2 separate regions of the Homo sapiens genome follow, and region 2 is linked to region 1. A link is an interaction called in ENCODE POLR2A ChIA-PET data of the cell type or tissue named here. Cell type or tissue: MCF 10A. All regions are shown on one strand.

Region 1 (4,000 bases):
TTCTCCAGTGATTCATCTGTTTCAGAGATGCTAGAGATGCTCTGCTCTCAAATCCTTTGCTGGTATGTCTGGGAGTAGTGGTATAAACAAATGACAGTGACCATGGAGGGTGTCTCCCCGAGCTAGAGCAACAAACAAGAGATCGTGGTCAAGGAGCAGATAGCTCTGATATCTGAGGACCAGGCAGTTTCCTAGATGATCAGTCACAATGTCTGTTCCAGTGTACACACTGTGGACGTAGAAATGGGAAGGGCAGGACAGGCAGGCTCACTCTAGTGGTGATGCTCACTAGCAATAGGATGGCATCAGGGACTGGACAGTCTCAAGATGCTATCCCAGTGACCTGGTCACAGGTGCATGAATGTAGTTATGTACTGTCTTTTGGAGAGCCACCAAAAGTACTCACAGGCCATGTTAAAAGTTTTAAATCAGCAGGATGACATGCCTGTTGGTGTTGCCACAAAGCTAGAGCATTGGCTTCCTAGTTCTTCTGGCAAAGGTGTATAACCAGCCATCTTGGTAGAAGCAACACCCCGCCAGGGGTGCCTTTGAGGGGCTTTAGAGCACAGTTAAGCAGGACTGTTTACAGGCATTTGTTTGCTGCCTGTGCCATCTGGGTCTGAGAAGGCAGAAGTGAAGAAGGTTCTGTAAAGCAGTGATATCTGTGCAGAATCATCACCAACGTGCAGTTCAGCAGGTGAACAGGGAAGAAAAATGATACAGAGAATGGATATACAAAGGACATGTGGAACAATGGCTTGTTCGACGAACTCCCAGTAATTGAGCCTGGTAATACGTACACATGGAGAAGTGAGAAGACGGGACCAAGAAAGTGGGCAAAGCTGGGCATGGTGATGCACGCCTGTAGTCCCAGCTACTCAGGAGGCTGAGGTGGGACAATAATCTGAGCTAGGGTTCGAGGTTGCAGTGAGCTATGATTGCACCATTGCATTCCAGCCTGGGTAACAGACCAATACTCAGCTCAGAAAAAAAAAAAAAAAAAGAATATATGCTTGATTCTTTCCCTTAATTTTCACGGTAATCAGATGATGCCCTAACAATCTCTAATGGCTAACCATTGAGATGTTCTTTTTGTTTTAGTTCAAACAAATGAATTTTTATATATTTGATGCATTTCAATCTTCACAAATTCATTCTAATTAGTTCCTTTGTACTTTTAAAAAATCACTTCTTCTTCAAGTTATTCTTTTGAGTGTTTCCTGGTTTTCTAGCTTCATAAGCTATCACAGGCATTTTCTGCCCTAGATGTGGAATCCACTATTTCCCTAAAGATCTCTACCACCTTTTGTAAGCGGGAAATGGCAATTAGAGACTACTGTCTTGGCAGACCTCTTTAATTAGAGTGTAATTATTCAAGTTGACCAAGGTCCCTGACACCCCTACTGTGCTATATGAGATGTACTTTATTTATTTATGTTGCCTACTTGAGTCTTGCAGGCATTTCAGTTTGCAAACCCTGGGAAGAGGCCTGTGGTGTGATCCATCATAATTTAAGTTTTGTCCTGCCACAAATTGTAACTGAAATAAACCACTAAATTTCTCTATGCTATGTTTTTCCCATTTAGAAATTGGGAACTATAGTAACTGTACCAAAAACAGTAAGAAATAGTATCAACTAGAAATATCTTTAAGTCTTGATATTTCTATCACTACTCCCACCACCACCCCAAATTCATAGTGACATAAATATTAATTTTGCTTAGTTTTTTGTTTTATAAGTTAAAGTATCACCTGAAATATTTAAAATTTAATAAATTTGAGAACTAAACTTTAAATTTTCAATTCAAAAAATAAATTGAGAAATAGAGTAAAATCTGTATGAAGTTTCAATAGGCTCAGAATGATCTCCAAGCTTGTAAATATTCATTTCTTGACCAGAGAAAGACTACTTGTTACTCATAAATATTCATTTTTCTTCTTTCTTTGATAATAAAACTCTCAAATCTTAGTTGGACACCTGGTCATGGGAATGAGATTTACACTTTCCAGCTTCTCTTGCAGCTATTAGAGCTGTGAACTAAGGTTTGTGGATAGAAAGTAGGAGGAAGTGATGAGTCATGCTGGGTCAACGTCTGGGTTGTGCTTCTAAACAGAAAGGAATTTGCCTTCACTCTCTCCCTTCTTCAGTAGCCTGGCATGTTACTATAGTGGTGAGTCTTTTCTACCACAAGCATGCAGGCAATATTCTAGGAATGACAGAGCAATAAGATAGAATGAACTTGGATCCCCAACACCATATCAACCCCAGACAGCTTATGATTAGGCTATTATGGGATAGCTAAACTTCTGTTTTACTTAAGCCACTATTTGTTTGGATCTTATTACAAAGCAAACAGTTCCACTAACTAAAACATATCCTATATATTGTATTTAACTCATCATACAGGCCTACGTAGGGGGAGAAAGGATCTTCATAACTACATACATAAAAGAACTGTTTCTGTGGAAGTTCGTCACACTTCTTCCTTAACCTGCTGAGTGTGACTTCAATTGTCTAAAAGAATGCCAATAATTGCTTGCAGGAATGGCATATGTATGAGCTGAACAAGAAATTTTCCCTTACAAAGGCCAATCCTGCTATTGTCGAGTACCTAATTTTTCAGCAGGGTAGCAAACCCTAGCACCAGGATGGTAACACAACACTAGGTATCTGTTGCCAGGCTGACTTTATTAGGCTCCCTTCATCATGTAGAAGACCATAACAAGAAGAGACACTTAATTCTGCATTTGGATAGGCTTCCCCTACCCATCATGCTTCTGCCTACACCAACATCCGTGTCCTTATTGAAAATCCTGTACAACATCATGCTTTCTTAGTCAATATGGCCTCCAAACAAGAACTTATTTAATGGCAAAAAATGTGAAGCAGTGATATAATGTCCTGCCACTTTTGTTTTTTGTTTGTTTGTTTTTTGAGACAGGGTGTTGCTTTATCACCCAGGCTGGAACGCAGTGGCTAGATTATAGTTCACTGTAATCTCAAACTCCCGGGCTCCAGCGATCCTGCTGCCTCAGTCGCCCAGGTAGCTGGGACTACAGGGACGTGACACCATGCCTGCCTAATTTTTAATTTTTTGTAGAGTTAGGGTCTCATTTTGTTGCCCAGGCTGGTCTTGACCTACTGGCCTCAATCAATCCTCCTACCTCGGCTTCCTGAAATGCTGGGATTATAGATGTAAACCACCACACCCAGCCTGACCTGCCTTAAGGAACAGAGCAGTTGCCTGGAAAAAAGGAAAGGAAAATCATTAATGCCAAACTAAAGTTGTGCGAGCAGTTGTAGAAATGAGAATGAGGTCTCCACTCTATTTTCTTAGTTGGGCAGCTGGCCATCAGAATAAGATTTATATTTTCCAGCTTCCCTTACAGCCATCTCTGGCTATGAGCTACGTTTAGCAGATGGAGTAGAAGGAAAATGATGGATTCCACTTCTAGGTGTGTCTTTAAAGAGAAGGTACTTAGCCTCACTTTATCTTCTTCAGATGTCAGACTTCTGCCTCGTATGTACGCGGAGGGCCAGAAGATTGAATAATTTCCCCTTCCCTTCATTCTTTTTAATAATTCACATGATATAAGCAAAAATCTTTATACTCTTTCCTCTTCCTTTTTCTCTGTTGTTGTTTATTGCAGTAGTCTTCAAACTTCTTTCCCCGCGAAAAAAACATTTGAAAAATCCTTTTGTGGGCGGCGGTGGCTGCGCTTGGCGCACGGGGTGGGAGTGGAGCCCAGGTCAGGAGCAGGCACCGCCGCCAGCGACTGGGAGCATGTTGGCCACCAGCTCGCCGCCATCAGGGCCGCCACCTCCGCCCTAGCCGCCTGGCTTCATGTTGCCACCGCTGGGAGATGGCCTGGGCGCTGGGACCAGTGCCGGTCGAAGTTAGGAAAAATTACAGTGGTAATCCTTCACCAAAAATATTTTTAAGAATCTGATCGTTGACAACACTATTAGGTCCTCCTTCAATTTTATTGCAAGTAAGAT
Region 2 (4,000 bases), 1.7 Mb after region 1:
CAGTTGTCATTTTCACAGTGCTTCATAATTAGTACCTTTAGATCAGGGTACTCAATAAGATGATTACATTTGTGAACCACATTCAGCTGAGTCTCTCTGGAATCGTGTTACATCTCAGTGAATCATTCAATGCTTCCATAGCTGCTTGTTAGAAGATTTCTCCTCAGGGCAACCTCAGAATTGAACTCCTTGCAGTTTAGGACATATTTTCCCTCTCTTCTAAAAGTATTCATACGTCCTTCTTGAAGGGAAGCCATGGGCAATAAATATAAATAGGTGTCTTCTTTTACCTATGCAGGCAAAGCAGAGGTAATGGCTTCTTGGAGAAGCACACTTAGCATTGGAGGGGCAATATTGACATCTGTGTTAAGCTACCTTGTCCCAACATACCTTTCTCAAGGAATGTTTCTGAAATAACATCAAGATGAAATACGTGATATGCAAAGCACTGTGCACAATGCCTGACACCAGTAGAAATTCAGTTAAGTATTAGTTTTCTAATCTTGTATACCCCATCCATGCATGCACCCATGCATATACACATACGCTCATACCACCTCCCCTAACACACAAATTGACCAAAAAATTAGCCCCAGCTTCCTGACTGCCATTCTATTATTTTTCTAATCACCCCACAACCTCCATTTCATTTTGTCCACTCTGCCCGATTTTCTGAAATTCTCTGGAGGAAGACACCTTGTGTTTTCTTATTAAGGTTAAAATGGAGAAAAGACATTCTCTTTTTCCATGATACAAAATAAACAAGAAATGTTAAGTATAGTAATTACCATTTTCTCAAATCACAGCATGCAGCAAAGGGCTTATAAAAGACACAGGCAGGAATTACATAGTGTTTCCTACCAGCTTGCCCTACTGTACAGTCAAAACAAGAAAAGTTACCTGGTCCCACCAAACTGGCAGTTACTCCTACCTCTCAGAACTCACTTACAGAAAAATGGGTTGGTGATCAGGTTGCCAGATTTAACAAATAAAAATGCAGAATACCTAGTAAAATTGGAATTTCCCATAAACAACTTTTTTTTAGTGTAAGTCCCAAATATCTTATGGGAGATACCAAAATTTTATTTGCTGTATATCTGAAATTTCAATTCAACTGGACATCTTGTATTTTATCTGCCAACACTAGTAAGTGTACAGTCAATACAGAACACTTAATTCACTCTATCTTAGTGATCTCTTCAGAGCTGTAGACTGTATCACCTAAAACTTTTTTTTAAAAGAAAATCATTTATATGGACATGGTTTTCATGCTTATGGTACATCAAGATCATCTGCAGGGCTTTAAGAACACAATTGGCTGGGTCCACATCTCCAGAATTTCTGATTTAGTAGGTCTGGGCTAGAGCCTGATAATTTACATTTCTAATAAGACCCCAGTGTCAGGCCTCTGAGGCCAAGCCTGCATGTGTACATCCAGATGGCCTGAAGTAACTGAAGAATCACAAAAGAAGTGAAAATGGCCGGTTCCTGCCTTAACTGATGACATTACCTTGTGAGATTCCTTCTCCTGGCTCAGAAGCTCCCTGACTGAGCACCTTGTGACCCCCGCCCCTGCCCACCAGAGAAACAACCCCCTTTGACTGTAATTTTCCACTACCTACCCAAATCCTATAAAACAGCTCCACCCCTATCTCCCTTCGCTGACCCTCTTTTCGGACTCACCCTGCCTGCACCCAGGTGAAATAAACAGCCTTGTTGCTCAAACGAAGCCTATTTGGTGGACTCTGTTCACAAGGACGTGCGTGACACCCAGGTGTTGCTGATGCTGCTGTTCATAAGAGACACCAAAGTGACCTTTCTTTGCCTAGGTTATCATGAGTCAAACCTTCACAATGAAAAATCTTGGTTTAGTCAAAGAGGAGGTGGGAAGGGAGGAGAGAGCAATGTTTAAAGCAGTCTCTGTTAAACGAGAGAGATGTTAGTGTTCTTTTGTTTTGAGAGAAGGGATTTATAATAAATGCTGAGAGAATAAGCAATAAGAAAAGAAAAACCCACAAAATTCCCAAAGAAATTATATTTTATATAGAGGTAAGATTAAATTATTCCAAGCCATCATCATTTTACTCTCTTTCATCAAGCCATGATTCAAATTGACATCAACCTAGAAACAGAGTGAGAAAATTGGATTTGTCTATGTTTTGGTACAGAGGGAACATGTGGAACAACTACTGGGCAACTTCCCAGGATCAACTACCAGTGATGGCATCTTCTGAGGGAGGAGTTTCTAAAAACTTGTGAGAATAGTGGGGCAAGAGATGATTATTATAACCACATACTCATACACTGTGCCAAACAGGAAGTATCTTCCACCTTTATCCCTTTCAAAAGCATTCTTTAACACCAAAGAAAAATGGATTCTGACCATGACTCACTCAAGTAGCTACAAGTAGAGGCAGGTAGCAAATGTGCCATATCCAAGGATATTGAGGATGGAAAGCCATGACCTTAGACAATAAAACCTGTTGTTTTCTATGTGTTAGAAGGCTGGTGGGCTTCAGAGTCAAATGGTCTACATGAGAATTCCAGTTTGGCTACTTACTAGCTGAGTGATCCTGAGAAATTCTCATAACCTCTGAGCCTAACAATTTTCCCCAACTCCACAGTATAGCTAGAAATAACGTCTTCATTACTGTGAGGTTATGGGGGTTCCACAAGATGATGTAAGGAAAAGAGCTTTGCATAGAGCTGCACATTATAGAGGCTCCATGAGTGCATATTAGTTCACAAACAACAAATCCATTGGGAGTACTTTGGACCTGAATCTTGAATGCTTGTAATCATTTTTCTCTCCTACATATCTCCTTGGTGTCAGTTTTCTCATCTGTAAATGTGGGTGGAGTAGAGGTGGAGAGTTAACCGTCCATTCAGGGAAATCCTTTTTTTAAGGTACAGCTTATATGTCTAAATATCCAGTGCAAAATGAAATTGAATTAAAACTAGCCAAGTAATTAATTGCCTACTATTAGGAAAAATAAATGTGTTTGTTATTTAGAAGCTAAATCAACTTGTCTAATTATATAAAGTTTTGATCTGACCGTATGTGAAAAAATTGACAGCCTTTGGAATACTGCAAAACTCATGACATAAAGGCTATTCTACATCCTGAAGACAGAATCATGTTGTCTTATCCTTCTTGCATATGTTCCATCATATACAATGACATCTGGGAATTTCAGCTTTCTCAGACCTGGCTTTTAGATTTTTTTTTGAACTTTATTTTAGTGAATGTTTGAAGTTTTTTTCTGAATTAAAGTATATACAAGAAAATTTAGAAAATTCAGAAACATATAAAAAGCATAATACTCATTAGTAATCTCACTAGAGATAATCATTGCCAAAATTTTAATCTTTATTCTGAACTTTTTCTGATATTAACATTGCATGATACACAAAATTTGGCATTCTATTTTTCTGGCTTAATATTATGTGAATTTCCTCATGCCTTTTTAAACCTTTGTAAATATTTAAAAAATTGATGCATATTAGGCAAGAGAAAAGACATTTTTATAGGAAAGGAAGAAGTAAAATGGTTTCTATTTGCTGATGACATGATTTTATATAGAGAAAACCCTAAAGACTCCACCAGAAAAACCTATTAGAGCTGATAAATTTAGTAAAGTTGCAGGATACAAAATCGTCATACAAAAACTCAGTAGCATTTCTATATACTAGTAATAAATGATCCAAATATAAAATTAAGAACACCATCCCATTTACAATAGGAACAACAACAAAATACTTAGGTGTAAATTTAACCAATGAGGTGAAAGACCTGTAATATGCTGATGAAAGAAATTGAAGAAAACACAAATAAATAAAAAGATATTTCATGCTCATGGGTAGAAAAAATTATATTGTGAAAATGTCCATAGTACCCAAAGTGATCTAAAATTCAATGCTATCTCTATTAAAATTTCAATGCCATTTTTTTCACAGAATAGAAAATACAACTCTTCATATGAAAACACAAAAGACCCTG

Evidence for each region. ChIA-PET counts read pairs that join two places held together with the same protein. Peaks named below come from ENCODE experiments on the same cell type or tissue, not always from the same donor. Only the 100,000 strongest peaks of a DNase experiment are listed, where the experiment ranks them.
Region 2: POLR2A ChIA-PET joins it to region 1 with 5 read pairs; 1 of 35 experiments calls an interaction of 5 or more read pairs at or near these places.

Annotation. Positions count from the first base shown.
Region 1 is chr3:161,161,607-161,165,606 of GRCh38, reverse strand. All of the region lies in intron 1 of LOC124906300 (a long non-coding RNA gene), which reads right to left. Among named protein-coding and RNA genes, the nearest start is that of NMD3, 58 kb to the left of the region's middle. In MCF 10A, no CTCF peak of the experiment used is centred here; a DNase peak (open chromatin) is centred at 2,106.
Region 2 is chr3:159,478,561-159,482,560 of GRCh38, reverse strand. The region is part of intron 4 of IQCJ-SCHIP1 (IQCJ-SCHIP1 readthrough); the gene reads right to left. The region is part of intron 1 of SCHIP1 (schwannomin interacting protein 1); the gene reads right to left. Among named protein-coding and RNA genes, the nearest start is that of MIR3919, 200 kb to the right of the region's middle. In MCF 10A, no CTCF peak of the experiment used is centred here; a DNase peak (open chromatin) is centred at 2,300.